2 separate regions of the Homo sapiens genome follow, and region 2 is linked to region 1. Evidence: chromatin loops called from intact Hi-C (ENCODE). Cell type or tissue: PC-3. All regions are shown on one strand. Each heading gives the region's core, and the rest is flanking DNA. Links, peaks and the distances in the headings are about the cores only.

Evidence for each region. Peaks named below come from ENCODE experiments on the same cell type or tissue, not always from the same donor. Only the 100,000 strongest peaks of a DNase experiment are listed, where the experiment ranks them.
Region 2: it touches region 1 in a loop (2.7-fold over the local background); 1 of 110 quality-filtered maps calls a loop at or near these places.

Annotation. Positions count from the first base shown.
Region 1 is chr1:117,223,740-117,229,126 of GRCh38, reverse strand. No RefSeq gene overlaps it. Among named protein-coding and RNA genes, the nearest start is that of VTCN1, 16 kb to the right of the region's middle. In PC-3, for the core only: no CTCF peak of the experiment used is centred there; a DNase peak (open chromatin) is centred at 3,026; H3K4me3 peaks cover 430 bases; H3K27ac peaks cover 2,092 bases.
Region 2 is chr1:117,164,089-117,169,475 of GRCh38, reverse strand. The region is part of intron 2 of VTCN1 (V-set domain containing T cell activation inhibitor 1); the gene reads left to right. Among named protein-coding and RNA genes, the nearest start is that of VTCN1, 44 kb to the left of the region's middle. In PC-3, for the core only: no CTCF peak of the experiment used is centred there; a DNase peak (open chromatin) is centred at 3,205; H3K27ac peaks cover 1,548 bases.

The sequences.
Region 1 (5,387 bases), core at 252-5,251:
GGTACATCTCTCATTATGGGAAGCCACAGCAGAGTGGGGCAACATGATTTTCTGATAGGGCCACAAGTTCTGGGAGTGATTATATTGGACCAGCATTTCTGAATTCATAATTGTCAGTTTCTTACCTGGAAGTTTGCCTCCCCAAGCTAAGTTCTCCCTCTCTATTGTGTGTCCCATGGTCACTGAAGACAGCTATGCTTTTAATAAGCAATCATTTGTGGAGCGGCTACCAGGGACAAGGCATTATGTTAGGGGCTGTGAGGGAGACCGACAGAACCACCATTTGTTGAGTATTGTTTTCTGTGTACCAAACTCTGAGCTAGGCCTTTTATATACCTTATTTCATTTACAAAGATGAATAAAGTTTCTCACCATGAGGAGGTAAATATTATTTAAGGAAATAAGCATATAGACACAAAAGGATAATGAAGAAGGAAGAAGTCATTGCTAAGGGTGTGGTCATGAAAGTCTGCAAATGAAAAGTTGGATTTGATATGGGCTTGCAAGGACCAGCAACATTTGGGAAGGGAGAGAGAAGAAAAGTAGGCCAGGCCGGACGCGGTGGTTCACGCCTATAATCCCAGCACTTTGGGAGGCTGAGGCGGGTGGATCACCTGAGGTCAGGGGTTCGAGACCAGCCTGGCCAACACGGTGAAACCCCATCTCTACTAAAAATACAAAAATTAGGCAGGCATGGTGGTGGGCACCTGTAATCCCAGCTACTTGGGAGGCTGAGGAAGGAGAATCACTTGAACCTGGGAGACGGAAGTTGCAGTAAGCCGAGATCATGCCACTGCACTCCAGCCTGGGCGACAGAGCGAGATTCCCTCTCAAAAAAAAAAAAAAAAGAAGAAGAAAAGAAAAGGAGGCCATCCACTGGAAGCATTGCATGAGCAAGTCTACAAATGGGGATGAATTTCTGTGCCCATCAGGCATTGAGGAACCCACTCCTGAGGACTGAGTAGGATAACCCCCTCCAATAACTGAGAGACAATAGCGTCAGCGTCAAACAAACTTGGACTCAAATCCCACTTGTGTCACACACTAACTAAATTAGTAAACCTTTCTGAGTCTCAATTTCCTCATCTCTAAAATGGGAATAAAACGTTTCATCCCCAGAGTCTGAAAGAGGATTAGATCAAGTTATACTATATGTAAAGTACCCAGCCCTTTATGCTGGCAATAGTGAGACCAGAAAAACAGTTTACATCATGTACTATGTGGAAATTGATTGAGCTTCTGGTGTTAGAGCCCCACATGGTTTGCAAAACATTCTCACAAACACTACCTCAACAGAGATAGCCTCCCAATAATCCTGTGGGTAGGTAGAGGTGGCATGACTCTGATTCCCATTTTAAATTTGGGAAATCTGAGGTTTAGAGAAGCCTTGACTTTCCCAAGTTCCTGGCTTTAGGGTCAGACAGACCTGAGTTCAGAAGCTGACTCTGTCAGTGAGCAGCAGGGACACTTAACCTCTCTGAGCCTCAGCTTCTTTATGGCCTGTGGTCAACTTTTTACATCCACATTATTTCCTAAATATTTAATTTTATTATTTCAATTCTTGAATAGATAGTACAAGTTTCAAAAATTAAAAAAATACAAAAAGCTACATGATGGAAAGTCTCCCTCCCACTTCTGTCCATTATGTGCCCTGTTCCACCACATCCTATGGGTAATCTGTGACTCCTATGCTAGTTTTCTGTGTATCCTTTTCTGGTCTCTTTATGCATATAGAAGCAAATCCAAATGTGTGTGTGTGTGTGTGTGTGTGTGTGTATATATATATATATGTACTTCTGCAATTTACATCATTTTTTACCAACACATCTTGGGTATTTTTTCATATCAGTACCTTCCAGCTTCCATATTTTTTTCACAGTTGCATAGTATTTCATTATATGACTATACACCACCTTTACCTACCCACAGGATTATTGGGAGGCTGTCTCTGTTCTGGTAGTGTTTGTGACAGTACTTTGCAATCCATGCAGTCCTTTTTTTTTTTTTTTTTTTTTTTTTTTTTGAGACAGAGTTTTGCTCTTGTTGCCCAGGCTGGAGTGCAATGGTGCAATCTTGGCTCATCACAACTTCCACCTCCTGGGTTTAACCAATTCTCCTGCCTCAGCTTCCTGAGTAGCTGGGATTACAGGCATGTGCCACCATGCCCGGCTAATTTTGTATTTTTAGTAGAGATGGGGTTTCTCCATGTTGGTCAGGCTGGTCTCGAACCCCTGACCTCAGGTGATCCACCCACATCGGCCTCCCAAAATGCTGGGATTACAGGCATGAGCCACCGTGCCCAGCCTGCATTCTCCTATTGATGGGCATTTAGGTCATTGCCAATCTTTTGCTATTATAAACAATACTGCATATTGCATATAAACATTTGCATATAAACAATACTGAATAACCTTGTGCATATGTCACTTTCTATATGAGTACACTGTAGGATAAGTTCCTAGAAATACAGTTACTAGATGAAACAATTTGTGCATTTGTAATTTTCATAGCTGTTGCCAAATTGTCCTCCATCAGGTTTTACTCCCACCCACAGTGTATGAGAGTGCCTGTTTCCTCATGTCTTTACCAGCTCAGCATGTTACCAAACCCTTGTATTTTTGCCAATCTGACAGGTAAGAATTCTATCTTGAGGGAGTTTTAATCTGAATTTGTCTTACTATGAATGAGATTGAGCGTATGTCCATATATTTAAACAACTATTTGTATTTTCTTCACCGTGAACTGTATGTTCATAATCTTTGCCCATTTTTCTACTGAGTTGTTGGGCTTTCATATTTTATAAGAAGGAAATTTACATAGGGAAAAGTGTGTATTAGAAACCTAAGCCCTTTGTTTGTGGTATGAGTTGCAAATAACTTTCTCATGTTGATTTTGCTCCTTACGTCAGTTATTTTTTTCTGTGTACAAACCATCCCAAAATTGTTTGGCTAGAAGCAACAGTCACTTGTTTGCTCAAGATTCTATGGTTTGGGTTCCGCTGAGACAGTTCATCTGTATTCGTATGGTGGTCACAGGTTCCAGGAAACAGCAAGAGAGCAAGCACCAATGCCCACGTGCTTTAAGACCCTACTTGCATCACATTTGTTATTGTCCCTGTGGCTAAAGCAAGTAATATGGCAAGGCTAGAGTTAGGATGGGAAGGGAATACCAAAGATGTGAATAAAAGGAAGGAATTTTGTGGCTATTTTTGCAAACAATCTACCACACTTATGACATTTGTTTGCTTGGTTTTTATTTCTTTTCTTGGTGATAGTGGTGTTAGTTTATTTTTCTATCAAGTATGAAATTTTTAAGTAATGCAGTTTGTAATGCAATCTTTTCCTTCAAAGGTTCTGAGTTTTGAATAATAATTAGAAAGCCCTTCCCCACTCTCAGCTTATGAAGGTAATTCCTATTTTCTTCTAGTACTTTTACGGCTTCATTTATCACATATAAAGTTTGATCCATTTAGAATTCACCTTTGTGTTCACTCCACATATATGTTCTTAGCTAAAGCCTAGTTCTCCTCTATTTGGGAAGGTTGTCTTTTCATTCGGGATTGGCAAAGTTATGACCAATAACAAACAACTTTTAAATCTCAGTGGCTTTTAACAGCATGGTTTATTTCTGGCTCATTCTATGTGCCCATCATGGTTTGGCATAAGCTCAGTTCCATATGAACCTTCCTCCAGGCCCCAGGCCAGTGGACCACTTCCATCTAGTCTTCCATTACCAGTCTCGCCCAGAGGGAGAGAAAGCACAACCAAGCATGCACTGCCTCTCACAGCCTCCTCTTGGAGATAGCCCATGTCCCTCCCATTCATATTTCATTGGCTAAAGCAAGTTACATGACCAATCCTGCTGTCAACAGGGTAGCAAAGTACAATCCTCCCGAGACCTTAGGGACAGCAAATATTGGGAACATTTCATCCTCCATCATCGTCCTTTCTGTTGATGTGCAGCTTTGAAAAAGCACACACCTGGAGCCAGAAGCAGGCTGGGGAGCCCATCTCACCAGGTAGGCCGGCACATCATCACTGGCCTGTGATGATGTGTCTCAGAGCCAAATTAACCCCACACCCAACCTTTCTCTCCAAGATCTTGCATCCTGCTCAGAGCAGAGAGCATGTGTGCAGTCAGGAGCAGCAGAGTGGAGATAGGGAGGAAAGTGGGAATCCTCCAGGGAACATTAGGATCAAACTGTGTCCCACTATCTTAATCCATTTGGGCTGCTTTAATAGAGTACCATGAACTGGGTAGTTTAAACAGCCAACATGTATTTCTCACAATTCTGAGGCTGAAAGTTCAAGATCGGGGTGTCAACATGGTCAGGTTGTGGTGAGGGCTCTCTTCTGGGATGCAGACTGCTGACCTTTTGTTTTTCCTCACATGGAAGAGAGAAGGTGAGAGAGCTCTCCGGGGTCTCCCAGCTTTTTGTTGTCGTTCTTGTTGTTGTTGAGATGGAGTTTCGCTCTGCTGCCCAGGCTGGAGTGCAATGGCGCGATCTCAGCTCACTGCAACCTCTGCCTCCCAGGTTCAAATGATTCTCCTGCCTCATCCTCTCGTATAGCTGGGATTATAGGCACCCACCACCACGACCAGCTAATTTTTGTATTTTTTTAGTAGAGACCAGGTTTCCCCTTGTTGGCCAGGGTGGTCTCGAACTCCTGACCTCAGGTAATCTGCCCACCTCAGCCTCTCAAAGTGCTGGGAATACAGGCATGAGCCACCGTGTCTGGCCAGGGGTCCCTTTTATAAAGGCACTAAATCTCATTCATGAGGGCTCCTCCCTCATGATCTAATCACCTCCCAGAGGTCCCATCTCCCAATGCCATCACATCAGGGATTAGGATTTCAACATATGCATTTTGGAAGGACACATTCAGTCCATCACACCTCCCAAAAAGATATACTAGAGTCCTAAACATCCCCCTTTAGTACCTCAGAATGTGACTTCATTTAGAGTTAGAATTTTTTTTTTTTTTTTTTTGAGACAAAGTCTTGCTCTGTCACCCAGGCTGGAGTGCAATGGCATGATCTTGGCTCCCTACAACCTCTGCCTCCCAGGTTCCAGCAATTCTCCTGCCTCAGCCTCCCCAGTAGCTAGGATTACAGGTGCACACCACCACACCCAGCTAATTTTTGTATTTTTAGTAGAGATGGGGTTTCACCATGTTGGCCAGGCTGGTCTAGAACTCCTGACCTCATGATCTGCCCACCTTGGCCTTCCAAAGTGCTGGAATTACAGGCATGAGTCACTGTGCCCAGCCTGGAGTTAGGATCTTTAGAGAGGTATTCAAGTTACAATGAGGTCATTAGGGTGGGTCTAAATCCAATATGAATGGTGTCCTTATTTTTTTATTTTTTATTTTTTATTATACTTTAAG
Region 2 (5,387 bases), core at 312-5,311, 60 kb after region 1:
GCCTCTGAGCCATTCTGTCAGCGGTTGGCCTGGGTAGATGATTTCTTTGCAACGAAGCTTCAGCTGAAGTGTTAAAGAATATCAAGTCTTTGTACACAGGGGTCTTAGGTAAAGAGACAACTGGTCATGACTACTGTACCATGTAGGAAACAGATACCGCTGTAGCACAGATGGTTAGTTTCTGAACGTATCTAGCCAATGTCAGTTGCAGAAGAGTCTCTTCACTTTCCTCTTCTGCATAGGCCACTGCTCTGAAGCATCTTTTATGGATGCTGCTTTAATTTTGACACTGAATGAGTTAAGGCTGGCAGTTTTCTTCTCTGAGGCAAATTGTCTGCTCTTTTTTTCATAAACCACCTGACTCAGTCCAACACATTCATTTTAACTCAGTCTGTGACCAAAGCTCCGTAACTTTATTTTCTATATTCCAGTGGCCTTTCTGCCATGCTTCTCCAGTGTAGACATGCTGGCACTCAATACTGTCACAAAGTCGAAGCTAAGAAAACTTGCTAGAGTTGTGTTTGCTAGAAAAGACATTCATCCCTTCCCCACTTTCTTTGTCATCAATCATATATTTTTTAGGCCAGTTGTGGTGGTTCACGCCTATAATCCCAGCACTATGGGAGGCTGAGGTGGGAGTACTGCTTAAGGCCAGGGTTCAAGACCAACCTGGGCAACAAAAAGAGACCCTGTCTCTACATTAAAAATAAAAAAAGTAAATAACATGTGTATTTTATCTTCCATTCATTTTTTTCTATTGGGGTATTTGTCTTTCTCTTTTTGATTTGTAGGTAATTCCTTCTTTATCATGGATGCAAACTAGTTACAGGTATCACCAAATCTCTTCTACTCTACACTTTGCTTTTTTACTCTCTTAATGATGTTTTTCAATGAGCAGAAGTTCTTAATTTTAATTTTTATTGATCCTTTTCTTTATACTTGGAGCTTTTTGTAACCTGTTTAAGAAATCTTTGCCTATTCCAAGGTCGTGAAGATGTTCTTCTAGATTATCTTGTAGAAGCTTTATTGTTTTGTCTTTCACATTTATATCTGCAAACCATCTCAAGTTAATTTTATATGTAGTACAAGAGAGGGGTCAAGATTCATTTTTTCCTTATGGTATCCAATAAACCCAGCACCACTACTGAACACACTGTCCTTCCCCCACTTCCCTTCAGTACCGTCATGGTCGTAAATCACGTATCCAAATGTGTGGGGATCTGTTTCTGAATTCACTAGCCTGTTTCATTCTAATACTAATTTCCTATGTTAATTTATTTCTTTTCCTGTTCATAATCTTGGTTGTTTTCTCTCAACCAAGTTTCTGAAATCACTAGCCTGTTTCATTGTAATATTGATTTCCTATGTTTCTGTTTCTGATCTGTTTCTGAATTCACTAGCCTGTTTCGTTCTAATATTGATTTCCTATGTTAATTTATTTCTTTTCCTGTTCATAATTTCGGTTTTTTTTCTCTCTTTCTTTCTCTCTAGTCTTCTCTCTTTCTCTTTTTCTTTCTTCTGCTCTCTCTTTCTCTCTCTCTCATATACTAAAATAGATTTATAAGGTATTGTTAGCTTTATAGTAGTTTTGAAAGAACCAGCTTTTAGCTTATTTATATTTTCTCTGATCTGTATTCCTATTTTACTAATTTTGGCTTTTATCTTTATTAATATTCCTCTTCCTGCTTTACTTGGCCATCTTTCAATTCTTTTTCTACTGTCTCAAAATAAAGCAGCTCACAAGGAGTGTGAGTGCTTAAAAAAGCAGCTCACAAGGAGTATGTCCAAAAGGCCAATAAATAGCTTTTAGTAGATACTGCCATTCAATTTTCCAAAGTGATGAGTCAATCTACTCTTCACCAGCAATGCATGAGAGATCAAGCTCTCCACACCCTCACCAATACTGGGTGTTGTGGAATTTTGTGGTTTTAATTTCTGTTTCCTGGTGACAGAGACTGAGTACATTTTCATATGCAAAACATAATGTGGAACTACAGAAGAGCACAAAAGAGTAAGTTCTGTATGATTCTATGCATATGAAGTTCAAAAACAGGCAAATGGATCTCTGCTGGTCAAAGGTAGAATAATGGTTCTTATTACCTTTGGGGACAAGTAAGCAGGTAGCAGTGAGGAGGGGCATGAGGGCACTGCTGGGAGGGCAGTAAGGTTCTATTTCTTGGTGTGATGATGGTTACATGGAATAAAGTTATAATCATTCTTCAAGCTGTACAGTTATGATGTGTGGATTTTTATGTTTGTATACTTCAGTACAGACATACAAAAACATTTGTAAATGTATATATAAAAACATAAAATGCATATAATGTCATGTATGTATATATACATTTTATGTTTACATACATATATATTCTTTTTTTTTTTTTTGAGACAGTCTTGCTCTGTCGCTCAGGCTGGAGTACAGTGGCATAATCTCGGCTCACTGCAGCCTCTGCCTCCCAGCTTCAGGTTATTCTTCTGCCTCAGTCTCCTGAGTAGCTGGGATTACAGACGTGCACCACCACACCTGGCTAATTTTTTGTACTTTTAGTAGAGATGGGATTTTGCCCTGTTAGCCAGACTGGTCTCGAACTCCTGACCTCAAGTGATCCACCCACCTCGACCTCCCACAGTGCTGGGATTACAGGTGTGAGCCACTGCTCTCTGATTTACATATATATTCTTTATAAGGAAATAAAATATAGACTGATAAACCAAATATTTTGGAATAACTTTTAAAGATAGTAATGCTAAAGTACATTTTGGTACCTTCCTCACTAAGGCTTAACTCTTTTTTTCTTTTTCTTTCTTTTTTTTTTTTTTTGAGACAGAGTAGCTGGGATTACAGGCGCGCACCACCACACCTGGCTAATTTTTTTGTATTTTTAGTAGGGACAGGGTTTCACCATGTGTAGCCAGGATGGTCTAGATCTCCTGACCTTGTGATCCACCCGCCTCGGCCTTCCAAAGTGCTGGGATTACAGGTGTGAGCCACCGCGCCAGGCCACTAAGGCTTAACTGTTAATTATAATTTACCCTATTCCTGATCTTATACATCACCTTCAACTAAAACCCTAGTATTTATTTGTCACTCTAAATCTTGATGACTAAACTTTCTTGGACCTAAGGCTCACTGGCTTTGCATCAGAACTCTTAAGAGAGTTGTTTATCTTTTGGTTGTTAGTGGTGTTGACTCTCCTAGCAAGAATTTTCACAATATCATAACTTCCCTGTGTTAGTCAGGAGGTTTGCTACTTATATCTTTTCCTGTTGCATAGCGACAGCCACCTCAAGAACTGTACTCAGCTCCTTGAATGCACAGGGTGCTCCGTAAGTGCTTTTTGAATGGACAGTTGGATGGATGCATGGAGGTGTGAATAGATGGAAGTAACAGTCTGCTCAATCCAGTAATGTACCATCAAAAATTTAAAACTCTACTACTGCCAATAAAAAGGTGTTCTGCCTCCTTCCCATTTCACAGGGTGACAGCTGGTTATTTGGATAAAATGGGCAGTTTGTTAGTTTAATACTGTTTAGTTGGATTTTTTCAATTGCCTCTATTAAAAGGACTATAACCTTTATCAGAGATCGTATTATCACATTTTAAATGAATTCAATAAAATATTAGCTGGTTTAATATATAAGACATTGAAATTAAGCAAATAGCGTTAAGCAGATGATGATATGTATTAGGCCGTTCTTGCACTGCTATAAAGAAATTCCTGAGACTGGGTAATTTATAAAGAAAAGAAGTTTAATTGGCTCACGATTCTGCAGGCTTTACAGGAAGCATGGTGCTGGAATCTGCCTGGCTTCTGGTGAAGCCTCAGGGAGCTTTCAGTCATGATGGACGGCGAGGGGAAACAGTCATGTCATATGTCGAAAGCAGGAGCAAGAGGGAGAGAGAGTGGTGGGGAGGTGCCACATAAGTTTAAACGACCAGATCTCATGTGAACTCAGGGCCTGAGAGCTCACTTATCACCAAGGGGATGACCCAAGCCATTTATAAGGGATCTGCCCCAATGACCCACACACCTCCCACCAGGCACCTCCTCCAATATAATATAATTGGGGATTATATTTCAACATGAGATTTGGGTGAAGACAAATATCTAAACTTTATCATGATGATATCTTTTGAATCCTTTCTTCATGCACTTCACTGTACTAAATAACTTTGCATGCATGATTTGCCTTACTACACACAACAAATAGGAGGTAGATGTTATTACTATGATGAGATGAGAAATGTGTGGAAGGACACACAACAGTCAGCAAGTGAGCATGGCTGTATTTCAAGCCTTGGGAATTTGTTTCCCGAACCTACACTCCTACCCATCACCCCATACCAATGACAACGTTCACACAGAGTTGTAGTGGAGAAGGGTGTTTTATGGTTTGCCTTGCAGGCATGATTCCTGAGACCACAGCTTTTGAAAACATAAAACTTTTCCCCAATACAGAAAGAAATTCTATTTCTTTGTAACTCTCCTGATGCTGTATATGCCACCTTCTCATAGCCATCCTCCTCCTTACAAATTCTAAATAAAAACCCCAGAAAACATAAAATGCATTTGCGGTGGACCATTTGAAAGAGAGGTTGAGGGGTTCCAATCAGCCCCTGGTTAAAGGACAACCCTTGTGGATAAGCCTTCGAGAAGGAAGGAGACGTGATGGAAAGGCCCCTAACCATACCCAGCCCAGTCCCTGCGCTATCACGCACCCTCTGACTTTGAACAGCTCTGTATAATGGAAGAATCTCAGAATCAGAGCCATTCCAATCTCAGCGCTCACACTAACTGTATATCCTTTGGGATACAACTTAAATGTTTCCTCATTGGTAAAATAGGCAGGGTCATTGTGAGAATTAAAGGAGAGTCCACTCACACACCTGTGTGTGATAAACAGCTGCCATTGTTATTTATATTGATGCCATCAATGCTTTTAGTAAAAATCTGCTATTATTAACGCATTCATATAGCACCTCCTAGGAACTGCACAATTTCCTGGTCAACCAGGAAAGGCCTCCTTTGAAGCCACAGGATGCTGCCTCCTAATAATTGTTACAAACAAAACCTGGAACTGTAACATGTGTCCCGTATCGCCCCCGCAACCCCACCCCCCTGCCAGAACTGGGAAGCTGTTGAAAGACCAAAGAATGACTTAGACAAGTCCAGTTTGGTGAGTAAATGAGTTTATTAGGACTTACATACAGGGCACTCCTGGGTGGCAGCAAGACAGCCCTAGAGATCTGTGCCATCTCCCATATCTAAGCTGCTTTTAAGCTGGTTTTCTGGCTCTTTGCCTGCTGTGTGTTTGCAATGAGACTGTTTTTCTTGGTGTGTTCTCAGATACTCTCTGGGATGTTTAGGTTCTCAGGGACATCTGCT